2 separate regions of the Homo sapiens genome follow, and region 1 is linked to region 2. A link is a contact called in ENCODE Hi-C or POLR2A ChIA-PET data. All regions are on one chromosome and are shown on one strand. Each heading gives the region's core, a stretch centred on a gene start or an enhancer-like site at or near the end of the contact. The rest is flanking DNA. Distances are from core to core; before and after follow the strand shown. Region 1 has its middle 13 kb from the start of GZMM. Region 2 holds the start of RNF126 (ring finger protein 126).

Evidence for each region. A loop is a pair of places that touch in the nucleus more often than their neighbours do. ChIA-PET counts read pairs that join two places held with the same protein, here RNA polymerase II (POLR2A). Pooled maps may share reads with other maps.
Region 1: a pooled map shows a loop between it and region 2 (2.2-fold over the local background). The contact joins the enhancer-like site here to the promoter of RNF126 in region 2. A Hi-C loop is called at or near these places in 2 of 168 maps with a recorded cell type or tissue (CD8-positive, alpha-beta T cell and mammary epithelial cell) and 7 of 50 pooled maps. POLR2A ChIA-PET finds 5 or more read pairs at or near these places in 9 of 52 experiments (B cell, CD8-positive, alpha-beta T cell, GM10248 and 6 more).

The regions. Positions count from the first base shown.
Region 1 is chr19:554,719-559,013 of GRCh38, forward strand. No RefSeq gene overlaps it. Among named protein-coding and RNA genes, the nearest start is that of GZMM, 13 kb to the left of the region's middle. RefSeq lists a cis regulatory region at 1,044-2,282. Within about 2 kb of position 1,918, at least 9 of the 41 ENCODE cell types and tissues checked have a DNase peak (open chromatin) inside an H3K27ac peak, as active enhancers do.
Region 2 is chr19:660,156-665,049 of GRCh38, forward strand. RNF126 (ring finger protein 126) reads right to left here and starts at 3,059. Exons shown (of 9, transcript NM_194460.3): 1 at 2,892-3,059. The coding sequence starts at 2,966. RefSeq lists enhancers at 1,446-1,535, 1,676-1,735, 2,026-2,075 and silencers at 2,126-2,415, 2,906-3,385.

The DNA of each region.
Region 1 (4,295 bases), core at 668-3,167, 110 kb before region 2:
AATAAAAACAAATAAAGAAAAGATAAAAAGAAAGCCAGGCCTCTTGGCAATGAAAGCTGCCCGGGGCAGCCCTCTCCCTCTTCCTGGTGCAGGTGTGTTGCCAGCGTGGATGTCCTTCGTGGACGTGAACTTATTTTACAAAAGAGCACTTGTCCAGAGCTAGTCCTGAGCCTGCGGTTTCTGGGAGTCACCAGCTCGAACGACGCAGGACAAGTACACTTTGGGGTGGCACGTCCTGGTGCTGTTATTTTGGGGTGGGGTGTCCTTCCGTGGTACGGCTGGACCACGTTGCCTCTGTCCACTCACTGCCCTCGAGGGATGGGTGAGCTGTTTCCACCTTTGGCTGCCGTGACCTGGGCTGCTGTGAACTTCGCAGACGTTTGTGTTTCTTTCCCGCACGGAAACTTGGACAGAAGCTCCTTGTCACGTCCCACAGTCACACGGCCCCTGCACGTGCTTAAAAGAAGCTGTGGTGTTTTTTTTTTTGTTTTTTTTTTTTTTGTTGTTGTTGTTTGCTTTTTTTTTTGAGACGGAGTCTCTGTTTCCAGGCTGGAGTGCAGTGGCGCAATCTCGGCTCACTGCAACCTCCTCCTCCCGGGTTCAAGTGATTCTCCTGCCTCAGCCTCCCGAGTAGGTGAGATTACAGGCACCCACCACCACGCCCGGCTAATTTTTGTATTTTCAGTAGAGATGGGGTTTCACCATGTTGGTCAGGCTGGTCTCGAACTCCTGACCTCAGGTGATCCACCCGCTTCGGCCTCCCAAAGTGCTGGGATGACAGGTGTAAGCCACCGTACCCAGCGGAAGCTGCGATTTTCCTTATTCCTTGACATCCTCAAGGGAGACCCTGATGTAGAGGCAGGGAGGCTAGGAAGGAGGAAGCATCCAGCCCAGTGGGGTGGACCCGTCAGAAATGCTCAGAGGCGGCCGTGCATGGTGGCTCACACCTGTCATCCCAGCATTTTGGGAGGCCGAGGCGGGCGGATCACCTGAGGTCGGGAGTTCCAGATCAGCCTGGCCAACACAGAGAAACCCCGTCTCTACTAAAAATACAATGTTAGCCGGGCGTGGTGGCGCATGCCTGTAATCCCAGCTACTGGGGAGGCTGAGGCAGGAGAATCGCTTGAACCCGGGAGGCGGAGGTTGCAGTGAGCCAAGATTGCGCCACTGCACTCCAGCCTGGGCGACAAGAGCAAAAAACTCCATCTCAAAAAAACAAACAAAAAAATGCTCAGAGGCAAGGGTTGAGCTTCCTCTCCAGCCTCCTCCAGAGGTCACAGGGCACCGCCCCACCCCACCCACCCCACCCACTGGGTCCTGGGGTGACTCCAACTGGACAGAGATCAGTGGAGGCCAGGCCAGGCTGGTGTTTGGTGAGCTGGAGCCACGCCCCGGGGAGAGAGCTAATCTCTGAGCCCGGACGTGCCTCATCAGTGGTTCCCTCCTGCTGTGCTGAGATGTCCCCACCCCAGCCCCGGTGAGTGACTGGGGACTTAGAGACACAGAACCAGCCACCAGCAGGAGGCTGACACCCTGTGTGGGACACGCAGTGCCCTGGAAGCCTCCACCCCTCCGTCTGTGTTTTCGTGGTTTTTTTTTTTTGAGACAGGGTCACCCAGGCTGCAGCGCAGTGGTGCAATCCTAGCTCACTGCAGCCTCAAACTGCTGGGCTCAAGCAATCCCCTTCCCTCAGCCTCCTGAGGAGATGGGGCTACACGTGTGCACCACCACGCCTGGCTAATGTTTGTAATTTTGCCGAGATGGGGTCTCAGTATGTTGCTTAATGGAGTCTCAAAGTCCTAGGCTCAAGTGATCCTCCCGCCTCGACCTCCCAAAGCGCTGGGATGACAGGTGTGAGCCACTGCGCCCTGCCAGCCCTCGCTGGTTCCTCCTGGTGTAAAAGGGAACAGCCGAGTGAGCATCTCCGGGTGGCCGGTGGGCAGAGCTCTGGTCTCAGGTGGTTTAAACTGGACAGGTGTCACCCGGGAGCTTGACAGTGACGTGGGACCACATGCTGGGTGACTTAAACAACAGAAGGCAGCCCCTCCCCGTCCTGGGGCCCGGAGTCTGAGGTCAAGGTGTGGGCAGGCGCCGCTCTCTGAGAGGCCCCACGGAGGAGTCCTCCTGCCTTCTCCAGCTCCGGGGGCGCCAGGCGTCCTTGGCTTGTGTCCACATTGCTGCAGTCTCTGCCTCTGTCCCCGCAGGGACGTCTCCCCATGTCTCAGTCCAAATGTCCCTCTTCTGATGAGGATGCCAGCCATTGCCTCAGGGCCACCCTTACAACTTTATCCTAACTACCTCTGCCAAATAAGGCCACATTCTGAGGTTCTGGGTGGGCGTGAGTTTTGGGGGGCACCGTTCTCCCTGGGAAGACGCAGACGCTTGTCGTCCCGTGGTAAATGCCAGAAGGCCTCATCTGATGCCCACGTACGCCCTGAGGTGGGGAAGCTGCTGTCCTCATCCTTGCTGAGCGTGGGGCCCCAGGATTCTCAGGCAGCTGGATGAGCCTGTGGAGAGGCCGGTGCCCAGGCTCGGTCCCAGAACAAAGCGCAGAGGCACGATGGTCGCTGACAAAGTGGGGGCCCCGGGACCCCAAACAGAAAGGTCCACAAAGGCTGAGGTCGGGGCAGGGGAATTTGATTCAAGAGACATTTTCAGCCATACGGCCCTTCTCGAATTTTTTTTTTTGAGACAGTCTCGCTCTGTCACCCAGGCTGGAGTGCAGTGGCGCAATCTCAGCTCACTGCAACCTCTGCCTCCTGGGTTCAAGCAATTCTCCTGCCTCAGCCTCCCGAGTAGCTGGGACTACAGGCGCCCGCCACCACGCCCACTAATTTTATATTTTTAGTAGAGACGGAGTTTCACCATGTTGGCCAGGCTGGTCTCAGGTGATCCACCCGCCTTGGCCTCCCAAAGTTCTGGGATTACAGGCATGAGCCACTGTGCCTGGCCTTTTTTTCTCTTTTTTGAGATGGAGTCTCTCTCTGTTGCCCAGGCTGGAGTGCAGTGGTGCAGCTGACTGCAACCTCCGCCTCCCAGGTTCAAGCGATTCTCCTGCCTCAGCCTTCCGAGTATCTAGGATTACAGGCACGCACCACCGCACCTGGCTAATTTTTGTATTTTTAGTAGAGACGGCGTTTCACCATGCTGGCCAGGCTGGTCTCGAACTCCTCACCTTAAGTAATCCGCCCCACCTCGGCCTCCCAAAGTGCTGGGATTACAGGCGTGAGCCACCACGCCTGGCCCCTTATTGAACTTGATGGTTTCTCCTTCGTATCTCAGAAGTCACAAGCTGGAGGATTTAGGTTTGAAGAATCACGATGCCAAGGTCAGGCGCCGTCGCTCACGCCTGTAATCCCAGCACTTTGGGAGGCCGAGGTGGGCGGATCTCGAGGTCAGGAGATCAAGACCATCCTGGCCAACACGGTTAACCCTGTCTCTACTAAAAATACAAAAAATTAGCCGGGCGTGGTGGCGGGCGCCTGTAGTCCCAGCTACTCGGGAGGCTGAGGCAGGAGAATGGCGTGAACCCGGGAGGCAGAGGTTGCAGTGAACAGAGATCACACCACTGCTCTCCAGCCTGGGTGACAGAATGAGACTGTGTCTCAAAATAAAATAAAATAGGCCGGGCGCGGTGGCTCACGCCTGTAATCCCAGCACTTTGGGAGGCCGAGGCAGGTGGATCACGAGGTCAGGAGATCGAAACCATCCTGGCTAACATGGTTAACCCTGTCTCTACTAAAAATACAAAGAATTAGCCAGGCGTGGTGGCGGGCGCCTGTAGTCCCAGCTACTCGGGAGGCTGAGGCAGGAGAATCGCTTGAACCCAGGAGGCGGAGCTTGCAGTGAGCCGAGATCATCCAGCCTGGGTGACAGAGCGAGACTCTGCCTCAAAAAAAATAAAATAAAATAAACTCTGAAATTTAAATTAACTGGGTATTTTTATTTGCTAAATGAGGCCCTACAGGGGGTGGTCCTGAAGACCCTCTCCTTGGCAGATAAAAGAGGACTGGGATCTTCTTGCTTCTGGGGCCAGAACTGAGCAGAGCAGGCTCGGGGGTTTTGGGTCGGGGGCAAGGGGGTCCCTGGCTCTGCCTGAGGGTCAGGGAAGGCTTTCCAGGGAAGGGACCAGGAAACAGGGTGTTGAAGGCGGCCACAGGCTTTATTTTGTAAACAAAGACCAAGTTCCCAGGAGAACTGACCTCAGGCCAGATTGGGGCCTTGCCAGGGGAGGGCTGCGGAGGGGGCAGGAATTGGGCCAGGCCCTGTGGTTGTTTACAACCCTGGAGGGGCTT
Region 2 (4,894 bases), core at 1,809-4,308:
CTCACGAGTCACCAGGAGAGCGGCCAGGTGCCGGCCACTCTGCACACACGTGCCCACCAGATGCCACGGGGAGCGAATCGCATCACTAAACCCACTTGGCAGGTGAGGAGACTGAGGCCAAGGCTGCCCAGCAGAGAATGACCCAGCTGCGCGGGGCCTCAGCCTGATCCCAGAGCCCAGGACAGCAAAGGAGGCCCGGAACGGCCCAGCTGCCTGGGAGAAGCCCTCGTGGGCAGGCACACAGCCCATGGCAGCCAGTCCCCCCTGCGTCAGAGGCAGGCAGGAGCTTCCCGACAGCCAGCCCAGGTGTCTCAGCAGCAGCAGTGCCGCCCCTGACTCAGCCGCCGGGCAAGCTCCCCAGCGGCAGAGACGCCCCGTTTCGAGGGCACTGGTTGTGGCTGGGGACTTTCCCCATTGCCAGATACGGAGCAGCCGTCCCTCCCCAGAACAAACGCCAGGTGTGCCCATTTCCCAGCATAAAAAATTCGTTTTTGAGACAGCGTCTTGCTTGTCACCCAGGCTGGAGTGCACTGGCACCATCACGGCTCACCGCAGCCTCCACCTCCCAGGCTCAAGCGCTCCTCCCACCACCTCAGCCCCCGCCAGTAGCTGGGACTCCAGGAGTGCAACAACACACCCCACTAATTGTTTTAGTCTTCTGTAGAGACAGGGTCCTGCCACGTACGGAGAAGTTCTGACACTGCCATGCTGTCTACGGGCGCCTTGTTGCGTCCTGCTCCAAAGGCACAAGCAGATGCCCTTGGGATCACCCGCGGGGTGGACACGGGCAGGCCCCCGCAGCCCTCTCTGCAGTTATTTGCTCTTAAGGAATCTACCAACGTCCATGATTAAATATTTGTCAATCACTGTTCCATGCTGGCTCCCTGGCCAGCCTGTAAATTCTGTGAGGGCAAAGACCACAGCGGCCTGTCACCACAGAGTTCCTTTCACTACAGGAAGGCCCTCCCCAGGCCCAGTGACAGTCGGAGGAGGTCAAGGTCCTCCGTGTCCAAGGCCACGGGGCGAGGAAGTGGCTCCACCACACCAGGATCCAGTCCTGTGCGGGCTCTAGGAGCAGCTAAATGTGCAGCCGAGTCAAGGCAGTGTCGGCCCCCCACAGCCACCACTCCAGGCTTCCCAGGGGCTTCCCAGGCCTGTCCCAGGGCTCAAGGGGCTGCAAGGGGCTGCCCTGCAACTCACCCAGGCTGGCGGGCTGTCAGGCAACCAGCCTCTCCTGCCACGGCCAGTGGGGACAGAAAGCTGGAAGAGGCAAGAGCGAGACCCCTGGGAGACAGAGGAGTAAGGCAAGGCTCAGTCTCAGCTCCCCAACCTTCGCCCCACACCCGAGATTTCACTTTATTTGTTCCTCCTGCTGGGGAGGGGAAGCCCTGTGGCTTCAGTAGAGAGGAAACCACACCTCTCTCTTTCCACTCCTGGGCCTGGCCCCGCTCTCCCGCCATGCCCCAACTCTAGCACTCGCTCCTCCTCTGTGACCCAGAGACAGGCGGCTTCTCCTGACTCCCTCCAGCCCCTTCCTGGGTCTCTACTCCCGGGGAACTGCACTGCTTCTGGGGGGCTTGGACTTCTCTTACGGGTCAAAGCGTAGCAACAGCCGGGCGGCTACGTACACAGCACAGTAAATCCTCAATGCCTGCAGCCTCTTCCCCTGGGCACAGGGTGGGGAGTCCAGACCCCTCCACCTCCTGCGGCTGCTCCCCTCAAGCTGGCCAAGCGGCTCCCGACTGAGCCGGCTCTGCCACTTTCCCGCTGAGCCACCACGCGCCTCAGTTTCCCCATCTATAAAGCACGGGTGGCTCGACTAAATCACCACTTTGCACGTCAGCCTGGCGAAGGGCAACACGGGTTAAAAATGCAGACCACCGCCGGGCACGGTGGCTCACACCTGTAATCCCAGCGTTTTGGGAGGCTGAGCCAGAAGAATCGCTTGAGCCCAGGAGTTCAAGACCAGCCTGGGCAACACAGGGAGACCCCATTCCTAAAAATAATATTAGAAATGCAGACTGCTGAGCGCATTCCACACCTACTGACTCCGAAACCCTGGAAAAGGGGCCTGGAAATAGCACCTTCAACGAGCGCTGCTCCCACCTCCCCCAAGGTGACATCAGGTCCGCGTGGGAAACACTGCCCTAAACGAGCAGGAAGTAGCACTCGGCACGCCCAGGCCCAGGGTCCTCTTCGGTGAGGGGCGGCTGTAAACACCTGGAGGAAGGGTGGGCTGCGCAGCCAAGCCCCGGGAGGGGAGGAACGCAGGCTCTGCTCACAAAGCCCCGCCGGCGGGCCGCGGTCGGACCCCGGGACAGTGCCTGGGGCGTTCCGGGCCTGGGCCTGCCTCCAAGGCGGCGGCCAGGGCTCCACGAGGCGAGCCTGCAGCGAGGCGCCGGCGCCCCCAACCACGCGCTCGGCGGGGGTCCCCTGGCGTTATTCTCGGGGTCCGAGCCCCGCCAGGCCCAGCCCCTGCCCCGCGCCGCGCCACCGGGCAATACCCTCTCTCTGCTCGCCGGGCCTCAGTTTCTCCGTTTGCAAAACCAGGCTCACCGGGCTTAGGGATCCCACCTGGGATCCTCGCGGCCTCTCGGGTCGGGAACGCCGCGGATGTGGGGTCACCCGGCCGCGATCCCGCTGCGCCGCTCCGGCCAGGCCCTGCCTCCCGCCCGGGCCTCAGTCTCCCGCATGTACAGGACGGGGTTCGCGCGCGCACCGCCCGGGCTCCCCGCGGATTCAGCCTGGGCCGGCGCTGCCCCGAGCCTCAGTTTTCCCGTCGTGGTCAGCTCGCGCAAGAGGCGGGCGCAAGCGACCCCCACCCCGGCCCCGGCCTTGCCTCAGGCCTGCGGCGCAGACCCTGCCGCCCGCCGCCCCGGCCCGGGCCTCACCGGCAGGCGCGGGACGATCTCCACGGAGCAGCAGTGGCAGAAGTACCGTCCGGGATGCGGCGACGCCTCGGCCATGGCCGCCGCCACCTACTCCGCGCCGCCCGCCCCCCGCGCGGCACCCGCCGCCGGCCGTTTGCTGCTCCCTCGCCGGCCGACGCGCCCGCGCACGCTCACGCACGGCACGCACGGCACGCGGGGCGGAGCGGGGGCGCGGGAGCGGCGAAAGCTGCGTACTCGGCGGGCAGCGGCCCGGGCGACGGTGGCCGCTGAGAGACAAACTAGGCCCGGCCGTTGGGCGGGGCTCCAAGCGGGGGCGGGGCTTCCGGCGGGGGCGGGGCCAAAGCAGGCGGCGGAAGAGACGAGAAGCGGGGCGTGCGCGGGGCGGGGCCGAGGCCCTCCTCCCCTCCCGAAGCTGCCCAGGCCTTCGTGTCCCTCAGTGCTTCCCTACCTCATCGCCGTCTCCCCTCACGGTACTTCAGCCCACTGTCCCCACCGTTCCTGGGGCTCGCCAGGCGCCCTCTCCCCCGCCCGCTGCCCGGTGCAGCGCTCTCCCGACGCCCGCGTGGCTTTCTTCCAGGTCTTTGCTCAAATGTCAGCTTACAAGGTCTTCTCTGCTGCCCTCCTGCTCCGTGGCACTGATTCCCTCCCGATGCACTGTCAGGTCAGCTGCGCAGCAAAGGGATTTTTGGACCCGCAGCAGCGCCTGACACACAGCAGGCATTCCCTCAGCGCTGCGGAATACAGGCAGACCCGGGGCTCAGGGCGCTGTCTGGGCCTCACTGGGACCCGTGGGGTCAGACAGAGGCTGAGGTCTGTGGGTTGTGGCCTTGTTTCCAAGATGCTCCACGGGCTGACGGCCCAGGCGCCTCTCGGGTGCGGAGAAGGCAGGAAACCTAACCCCTGCTTCCAAATTTAATCAGTAGAAACGGTATCATCACCCAGCACAGGCCAGGATCATTTCTGAGGTTAGTTCTGGCCCAATCATGCATGCATTTCTTTTTTCTTTTTTTTTTTGAGACGGAGTCTCACTCTGTCACCCAGGCTGGGGTGCAATGGCCCGATCTCGGCTCACTGCAACCTCCGCCTGCCGAGGGTTCAAGCGATTCTCCCGCCTCAGCCTCTCGAGTAGCTAGGACTAGAGGCACCCGCCACCACACCGGCTAATTTTTGTATTTTTAGTAGAAACGGGGTTTCACTATATTTGGCCAGGCTGGTCTTGAACTCCTGACCTCGTGATCCGCCCGCCTCGGCCTCCCAAAGTGCTGGGATTACAGGCATGAGCCACCGCGCCCGGCCTCATGCGTGTATTTCTTTCTTCACTCAACACTCATTGAGCAACTACTGCACACCAGACCCTATGCTGAATGCACGCAGATACCCCCAGTCCCATGAGATTGGACAGGAGCGTGGAACTCAAGGGTGACTCTGGCTCTGCCTGGGGAAAGAGAGAGAGGGCTTCCGAGGGGTAAGGACATTGGAACCAGGGCTGAGGGATGAATAGGATTTGGTTGGAGTTGGACTTCCTGCAAAATGAGGCATTGGAGCGAGACTGTTGAGGAATTAAGAGTTGGAGCCTGTGCATTTAGATTTTTTGTTTGTTTGTTTGTTTTTTAGAGATGGAGTCTGGCTCTGTTGCCCAGGCTGCAGTGCAATGGCGCAATCTCGGTTCACTGTAACCTCCGCCTCCCGGGTTCAAGTGATTCTCCTGCCTCAGGCTCCCGAGTTGCTGGGATTACAGGCTGGGCACCACCACGCCCGCCTAATTTTTGTATTTTTAGTAGACGGGGTTTCACTATGTTGGCCAGGCTGGTCTCAAACTCCTGACCTCAGGTGATCCGCCCGCCTCGGCCTGCCATAGTGCTGGGATTACAGGCGTAAGCCACCGCGCCCGGCCTGCATTTAGGGTTTTGAATGTCCAGAGGTTGGGGACAGGGGCTTCAGCCTCCTTCCAGTCGTCTTTGCAGCAGCGCGAATCCAGTCATTCCTGCTCTGACCACCAGAGA